2 separate regions of the Homo sapiens genome follow, and region 1 is linked to region 2. A link is a contact called in ENCODE Hi-C data. All regions are on one chromosome and are shown on one strand. Each heading gives the region's core, a stretch centred on a gene start or an enhancer-like site at or near the end of the contact. The rest is flanking DNA. Distances are from core to core; before and after follow the strand shown.

Region 1 (4,222 bases), core at 200-2,699, 5.9 Mb before region 2:
GGCTTCTTAATCAAAAACCTGATCAGAGGCGATTATAAAACTCCCATCTCATCTTTACTTGAAAATACGAAAGTAGAGTCAATTTAAGTTATTAAGTCAAGGTCCCATCCAAACTGTCAGCAAATCGTGTTGGCTCTATCTTCAAAGTATTTCCAGAATCCAACTGCTTCTAATGACATTCCCTGCTATCTGCCTCATCTAAGCCACCATCATCCCTTACCTGGGTTATTCCAACAGCCTCCTAACTCGTCCCTGTTTCCACCCTATGATCCAAGACAATTCATTCTCCATACAGCAGTAATAGTGATCCTTTTAAAACACAAGTCAGGTCCTTCTTCAGCTCAACACCCTGCCATGGCTCCCCATTTCACTCAGTAAAAGCCTATAAGGTGTGTGATCTGCCTCTCCACTACCTCTCTGACATCCTCTTTCAGGTACTACTCTCCCCCTCACACAGGCAGCCTTGCAGTTAGGATTAGGGCACACTCCTGCCTCGGGGCCTTTTTACTGGCTGCTCCCTCTGCCTGGACCGTTTTTCCTTCAGATATTCACATGGCTTGCTACCTGAATCACCTCCTTCAAGTCCTTGCTCAAACATCACCTTCACGAGTCCTACCCTGACCATCTTACTGAAAAAATGTAACTCCCTCCTCTCCTATCACGGCGTAGAATCTACTATTTCTATGTTTACTGTCTGCCTTTTCATACTAGAATATCTTTCCATAGTATTAACAGCTCCATAAGCACAGGAAGTTTTGTGTTCACACATGTACTCCAAATGCCTAAAAAGTGCCTGACACAGAGTAAGTGCTCAATACGTATTTGTTAATAAATGGGCTTCTTAACAAACAAGCATATATGCCCAAAGGTATGCTCCAAGATACAAGGAGCAGCATTTTATTCGCTGCTACACCCACAGCGCCTAGCATCTGGTCGACTAAAAGACAATCGGAGCTACTGAAGTGACTGTTACCTCTCCGAGAGCAGAGTGAGCGGAGACGAGACCGCACCCCTCCCCTCAAACCCAGCCCAGCCCAGCCTACTCCGCCCTTCACCTGTGAGGAGACACCCAGGTGCTGGAAGCTGTAGTCCAGCAGCAACTCCTGAAGCTCCAGGTTGACCGGCACGTTGCGGTCGAAGGGCGAGCGCAGCATCCAGCGCAGTGGCTCCAGGCTGCCCAGAGCGTTCCCCACCTGCGGGCCCGACGCGCCCCGTGCCCCGCCACGACCGCGGGCGCACACCGCGCGGAACTGCAGGCGCGGCTCGGGACCTGGGTCCTGCCCGGGACACGCCCAGCCAGCGCGGACTTGGAACGACCCGTTGTCCAGCACCAGCGGTACCGGCAGTGGCCCGTGTGCCACCGGGCCGGCCTCCAGCACTGGGTCCGGTGCGGCACGGGCGTCGCGGAACGGGAACACGTTCGCCGCCATCTTGGAGCGCGCGTCCAGCCCCGCCCCTCGGCGCAGTGTCCGCCCAGACGCCGCGAAACCGCGCCCCCGACGTCACGCCGCGCGATTCAGGCCTTTAAGTACCTCGATGCCCCCTCCCTTCTCGAAGCCCGGCCAGCCTTTCCACTTGACTCGCCTCTGGCTGTCAAGGCTGCTTTCAGGATCGCTGAGACGTACCCATTCTGGCTGCGAAATTCTACGTTTCTTAACCTCTCCCCCAATAGCCTATGAGTGCCCACGCCCCTTCACTCTAGCCGGGACGCCCGGTTTGGAAGCCCCGCCCCAAAGCCTATCGCCGCCAGGCCCCGCCCCTTTCTGGCTGCCAGCTTCAGCGCCGCGCTCGGTGGAGCCCCGCCTCTCTGCCTGGCCACGCCCCATTGCCGGGCGCGCACCGTCGGCCGGGCGCGCACCGTCGGCCGGGCGCGCACCTTCGACCGCCGGCGGCCCCGCCTCCGCGTGGCTGTCTCGCCCTCAGTCTTGCGTCCTGGCTAGAAGGGTCCTTTATCTTTTGACGCTTCCTTTACGTTAAGAAATCTCAAACTCTGCCGACTGTTCAATTTCTTGACTAGGGAGCTGACTACTCAGTTCTGTTCACTTTACTAACTCGCACAGACTGTGTCTTCTCACTAAGACACAGTGTTTTCTCAAACCCTGAGAAAAGACTGCTGATTGTTCCCCAAGCATTCCCTCTCTTTTAGTGGCATCACCTCCCACTCCCACGTGGCCATCCGTCTGGCTGCGATCTAGATGCGCTCATGTGACTAAATTCTGGCCAGGAGCGGGTGGGAGAGGAGGCCATGTGTGTGACCCACTCAGTTTTAGCCCTAAAAGCACTCGTCGCGCTCTATCCTGTCGCATTTCCATCTTTTCACTAGCTAAGGGGGTAAGAATTAGAGCAGTTGTTTTACTACAACCTTTTTTTGTGCAGTGGGGCGATCTCGGCTCACTGCAGCCTCGACTTCCTGGACTCAAGTGATTCTCCCGCCTCAGCCTCCTAAGTAGCTGAGATTACAGGCGTGCACCACCACGCCCAGCTAATTTTTATATTTTTAGTAGAGAAGGGATTTCACTATGTTGCCCATGCTGGCCATAACCATTTTGAAAGAAGAAAAAGAATAGAGCAGCTGCCTTGAATCTACTCTACCAGGTCTATAACACTTCAGTTTGAGAGATAAAATCAAATTAGTTACAAAAGATATTGTAAGCGAGAAATGAAACTCCTAACTTATCTCAAGAACCTCTATTAACAGTGTTTGTTGTTGTTGTTGTTTGTTTTTTTTAAGACGGAGTCTGGCTCTGTCACCCAGGCTGGAGTGCAGTGGTGTGATCTTGGCTCACTGCAACCTCCACATCCCCGGTTCAAGCAATTCACCTGCCTCAGCCTCCCGAGTAGCTGGGATTACAGGCATGCTCCACAACACCCAGCTAATTTTTTTTATTTTTAATACAGACGGGATTTCGCCACGTTGGCCAGGCTGGTCTCGAACTCCTTGGCTCAAGTGATCCGCCTGCCTCGGCCTCCCAAAGTGCTGGGATTACAGGCTTGAGACGACGGGCCCAGCCTGTTAACACACCTAAACCAGATTGGGAGCCAGCCCAGTGGCAAAAATCAGGTTGTGTTGTCTTTCAACACACGTCCATTGTTCAGATATCTGAAGTAACCATCGTTAAGTTAATTAAGAGGGGGACCAGCAGAACACAGAAACCAGTAAATGTAAGTTAGTGAATGTTAATTTAAGAATTGTGTCTATGTATATTAATATGAAAAAGCACTGGCTGGGCGCAGTGGCTCACACCTGTAATCCCAGCACTTTGGGAGGCCGAGGCTGGTGGATCGCCTGAGGTCGGGAGTTCGAGACCAGCCTGGCCAACATGGTGAAACCCCGTCTCTAGTAAAAATACAAAAATTAGCTGGGCATGGTGGCAGGTGTCTGTAATCCCAGCTACTTGGGAGGCTGAGGCAAGAGAATCGCTTGAACCCTGGAGGCGGAGGTTGCAGTGAGCCGAGATCACGCCAGTGCACTCCAGCCTGAGCAACAAGAGTGAAACTTTGTCTCACAAAAAAGAAAAAAAGAAAAGCACCAAGGTAAATATATATATTATATATATTATTATTTTATATATATATGAGAGGCAACTCCAACGGGGATGGCCAGTGTGGTGGCTCATGCCTGTAATCCCAGCACTTTGGGAGGCTGAGGTGGGAGGACTGCTTTAGCCCAGAAGTTCAAGACCAGCCTCAACCTCACTAGTAGTTGGGACTACAAGTGCACACCACCACATAGAGACAGAGTTTTGCCATGTTGCCCAGGCTGGTCTTTATAAGCGTTTGGCACATGAGGTAGATTGGATTATTATTCCCAGTTCTTCATTCCTTTACTTTTTTTTTCTTCACTCCTTTATAGTAGGATGATACATCCATACCATTTGCCTTGTAACTTTGTAGAGCCTCTCCTTGAGGACACTGATATTAGGCTTGGTCATGTGACTTGCTTTAGCCAATGGACTGTTAACTGAATATGATTGGTTTAGATTGCCTTCTTGCACTCCTGCTTTTAGTCATGAGAGGAACATACCTGAGTCCAAAGAGGATAAGAGATACATGGAGCAGATCTGAACCTAAACTGCAGTCCGAAGCCAAGTCCAGCCAACCTGCAACCTAAAGTTGAGCTGCCCCATGGACCTCTGAACAAGAAAAATGTTTATTCTTATAAACCACTGAAATTCTGGAGTTGCTATGCAGTATTATTGCAGGAGAAAACCGACTAATACAC
Region 2 (3,747 bases), core at 4-2,503:
CGTCTCTACTAAAAAATACAACAATTAGCCGGGCTTGGTGGCGCGCGCCTGTAATCCCGACTACTCGGGAGGCTGAGGCACGAGAATCGCTTGAACCCGGGAGGCGGAGGTTGCAGTGAGCGATGGTGCCACTGCACGCCTGGGCAACAGAATAAAACTCTGTCTCAAAAAAAAAAAAAAAAGGAAGAAGAGAATCTCTCTTAAAGACAGTGTTAGTATTAAAAGACACAAAGCCACATGGAGCACTTAACAGTGCTTGACACAAAACAAGTGCCCAACTAACAAAGAGCTGCTATTATCATTACTACTGTTAGAGACATGCCATCGGAGAAGCGGATGCCCGGCCTAGCATAACCTCCCTCAATGGGCCCCAGGATCCTCATCCCCAAAATGGGGCAGAGGTCAAGCTCTGCCCTGCAGCATCCGAGGGCAACTGTGAAGTAGGGACTGAACTAGCACTGTTGATACCATCCCGTTATACTGTCCTCCTGCTCATCATAATGTGGATTCCTGGAGAGCAAATCTTTGTTCCCGGGAAAACAGCCAGGGTTTAGCACGGTGCCCAACACCTAGTGGGCATTCAATAAACACACACTGAAGAAAGGAGGGAGTCCAAGAGCTGGCTTACTTTCTGCCATACATCGCGCTAAGAGTTTAATGTGGGTAGTATTACTGTCCCCGTTTTACAGATGAGGAAGCTGAGATCCACAGCGGTTAAAGCACCTGTCCAAGGTCACACCGCACGGAACCCAACCCAGGTCTGACTCCACCACCCGATCTCTCGGCCCTCAGGCAACACGGCCTCCCACAATGTGCGTCCCCAGAGCTCCCAGGACGGCCCACCTCGCCCACACCCTCCCAGGGCCCAACCACCCTGGGACCTCCAGTCGCTGCAGCGCAGGGACCACACCTCAGCGGCGGCCCAGAAACCCCCACCCCGCGTAGCAGCAGCCCACTTCCGGCCCGAGACCCCGCCCCCTGAGCAGAGCGCAGCGCGCGCCCCCAGGCCCAGCCCGCGCGCGCCGGGTGACGGCCCCGCCCTTCCCCCACCCGGCTCGAACAGCACCGCCGTGTGGAACGGCCCTGGCGCTGCCCGTAGGGCCTGCCCGCGCACGCCCGGCCTTGGCCCACGCGGCCGCCCCCCCAGCCGCACCCCCCGGGCCCGCTAGCCGGCTCACCGGCTCTCGGCAGAACCGCGTCCACTGCCCGCAACCGGCTCCGGTTCCGTCTTCGTCTCGTTCAAACCGCCAGACCCCGCCCGCCCGCCCGCGCGATGACCTCACACGCACCCCCTCGTTACGCGCCGACGTAAAGGCTCGCCATCCTCCGCCGGCTCCTTTTATAGAGAGGGTCTCAGCCGCGCGCCGGGGGCGGAGCTCGGCCCCTGATCCACAGAACGGTAGCCGAGGGGCGGGGCCCCGACCGCCGGGGCGACTGCGGCACGTGGTCGGTCGCAGCCAATGAGGTCCCGCCTCGGCCCGGTGTGACTCAGTTACAAAATCCCTATGGCAGTAACCAAAAAGAAAATTGCTTTTACAATGAATTTTTTTTTTTTTTTGCTTAGAGATGTATGGAGGTCTCGCTGTGTTGCCCAGGGTGGTCTCGAACTCTTGGCCTCAAGCGATCCTCCCGCCTTAGCCTCCCAAAGCGCTGGGATAACAGGCGTGAGCCACCGCTCCCAGGCTTACAATTAATTTCTGTAAGAATGGGTTATTGAATCATAAAGATACCTAATAGACACTTTGGGGAAACGCTTAGAAGTCAACTTTCTGGGCCGGGTGCAGTGGCTCACGCCTTTAATCCCAGCACTTTGGGAGGCCCAGGTGGGAGGATCACCTGAGGTCAGGAGTTTGAGACCAGCCTGGCCAACATAGTGAAACCCCATCTCTACTAAAAATACAAAAATTAGCCTGGCGTGGTGGTGGGCGCCTGTAATTCCAGCTACTTGGGAAGCTGAGGCAGGAGAATCACTTGAACCCAGGAGACGGAGGTGGCAGTGAGGCGAGACTGCACCACTGCACTCCAGTCTGGGCGACAGAGCAAGACTCTGTCTCAAAAAAAAAAAAAAAAAGTCACGTTCTGTGACGCCCCCGCCCCCCCATCTGCAATATCATGCGGCATATTTTCTTCTTAGTACCATAAGAAGGCATCTTGTGCCTTTACTGTCTGTCTCCTGTAAAGTCCACAGGAGCAAGGACCTCCTGAGTCCTGTTCCGGGTTGTTTCCCAATGGCTGTACATACATTCTCTCTTGCCCACTCCCTCTTTTTTTTTTTTTTTTTTTTAAGAGATGGGGTCTTGCCATGTTGCCCAGGCTGGGCTGGTCTCCTGGGCTCGAGAGATCCACCCGCATCGGCCTCCCAAAGTGCTGGGATTACAGGCGTGAGCCACCACACCTGGCCCTTACATTCTCAAGAGAGCCTTGGCTGAAGGAGGAACTGGGCTGGGCGTGGTGGCTCACACCTGTAATCCCAACACTTTGGGAGGCCAAGGCGGATGAATTACCTGAGGTCAGGAGTTGGAAACCAGCCTGTCCAACATGGCGAAACCCCATCTCTACTAAAAATGCAAAACTTAGCCGGGCATGGTGGTGGGCGCCTGTAATCCCAGCTACTTGGGAGGCTGAGGCAGGAGAATCACTTGAACCTGGGAGGCAGAGGTTGCAGTCAGACTTCGTCTAAAAAAGAAAAAAAGAGGAACTGCACCACTTTACAGCAGAAAGAAACTGAGGGACAAAGAGGCCAATTGACTCACTCAGTGTCAGAGGTAGATCCAGATTTCAAGCTGACTTTTTTTGTCTGGGTATCATTTATTCAAGTATTCAACAAATATTTTCCCTGACCAATCAGGCCCTGGTGAAAAAAAGACACAATCTGATCATGGTGGTACGTGCCTTTAGTTCCAGCTACTGGGAAGGCTGGGGCAGGAGGATCGCTTGAGCCCAGGAGTTCGAGGCTGCAGTGAGCAAAGATCACGCCACTGCACTCCAGGCCTGGGAAACAGAGTGAAACTCCATCTCTAAGAGATAAAAACGAAAACTAGACACAGCTTCTGACCTCTTAAAGTTTCCAGACTGGCAGGGGAGGCAAAGGGGACACAACTAATGACACAAATCCTTGTTAAATTACAAATCAGGCTCAATGCTAGGCAGGGACATTATGTGGTGGGCTGATGGTACTTCCACTGTGTGGAGCAGGGGCCTAGAGGTCCCTCTAGGCCAAATCTCACCCAGTTAGTTGCTGAAACCCAGTAAGACGTTCAGGGAAGAATGGGTGGGGAAGCTGGGGCAGGAGCTGTTTATCAGCAGGTCTAGAGGCATTTCAATACTTCGGTCTCGAGTACTGCTCCAAGAGCACACCACAAGAGACATGACCTCTCCTAGGTAGTGTGGAAAAGCTTCCCAGAAATGACACTTACCATGAAAGATGAGGAGTTACCTTGGCAAAAGAGTTTGAGCAAGGCCAGTTGTGGTGGCTCATGCCTGTAATCCCAGCACTTTGGGAGGCCGAGGTGGGCGGATCACGAGGTCAAGAGTCTGAGACTAGCCTGACCAACGTGGTGAAACCCCGTCTCTACTAAAAATGCAAAAATTAGTTGGGCGTGGTGGCGCGCGCCTGTAATCCCAGCTACTTGGGAGGATGGAGCAGGAGAATTGGTTGAACCCAGGAGGTGGAGGTTGCAGTGAGCTGAGATCGTGCCACTGCACTCCCGCCTGGGTGATAGAGCAAGACTCTGTCTCAAAGAAAAA

The links. A loop is a pair of places that touch in the nucleus more often than their neighbours do. Pooled maps may share reads with other maps.
Region 1: a loop to region 2 is called in a pooled map, with 6 times the contacts of the local background. The contact joins the promoter of ACTR5 here to the promoter of MAPRE1 in region 2. A Hi-C loop is called at or near these places in 5 of 50 pooled maps.

The regions. Positions count from the first base shown.
Region 1 is chr20:38,745,687-38,749,908 of GRCh38, reverse strand. ACTR5 (actin related protein 5) reads right to left here and starts at 1,449. Exons shown (of 9, transcript NM_024855.4): 1 at 1,056-1,449. The coding sequence starts at 1,430. RefSeq lists silencers at 1,214-1,403, 1,704-1,973 and an enhancer at 1,352-1,853.
Region 2 is chr20:32,817,460-32,821,206 of GRCh38, reverse strand. It overlaps MAPRE1 (microtubule associated protein RP/EB family member 1), which reads right to left and starts at 1,253. Exons shown (of 7, transcript NM_012325.3): 1 at 1,179-1,253. RefSeq lists enhancers at 1-204, 205-874 and a silencer at 947-1,536.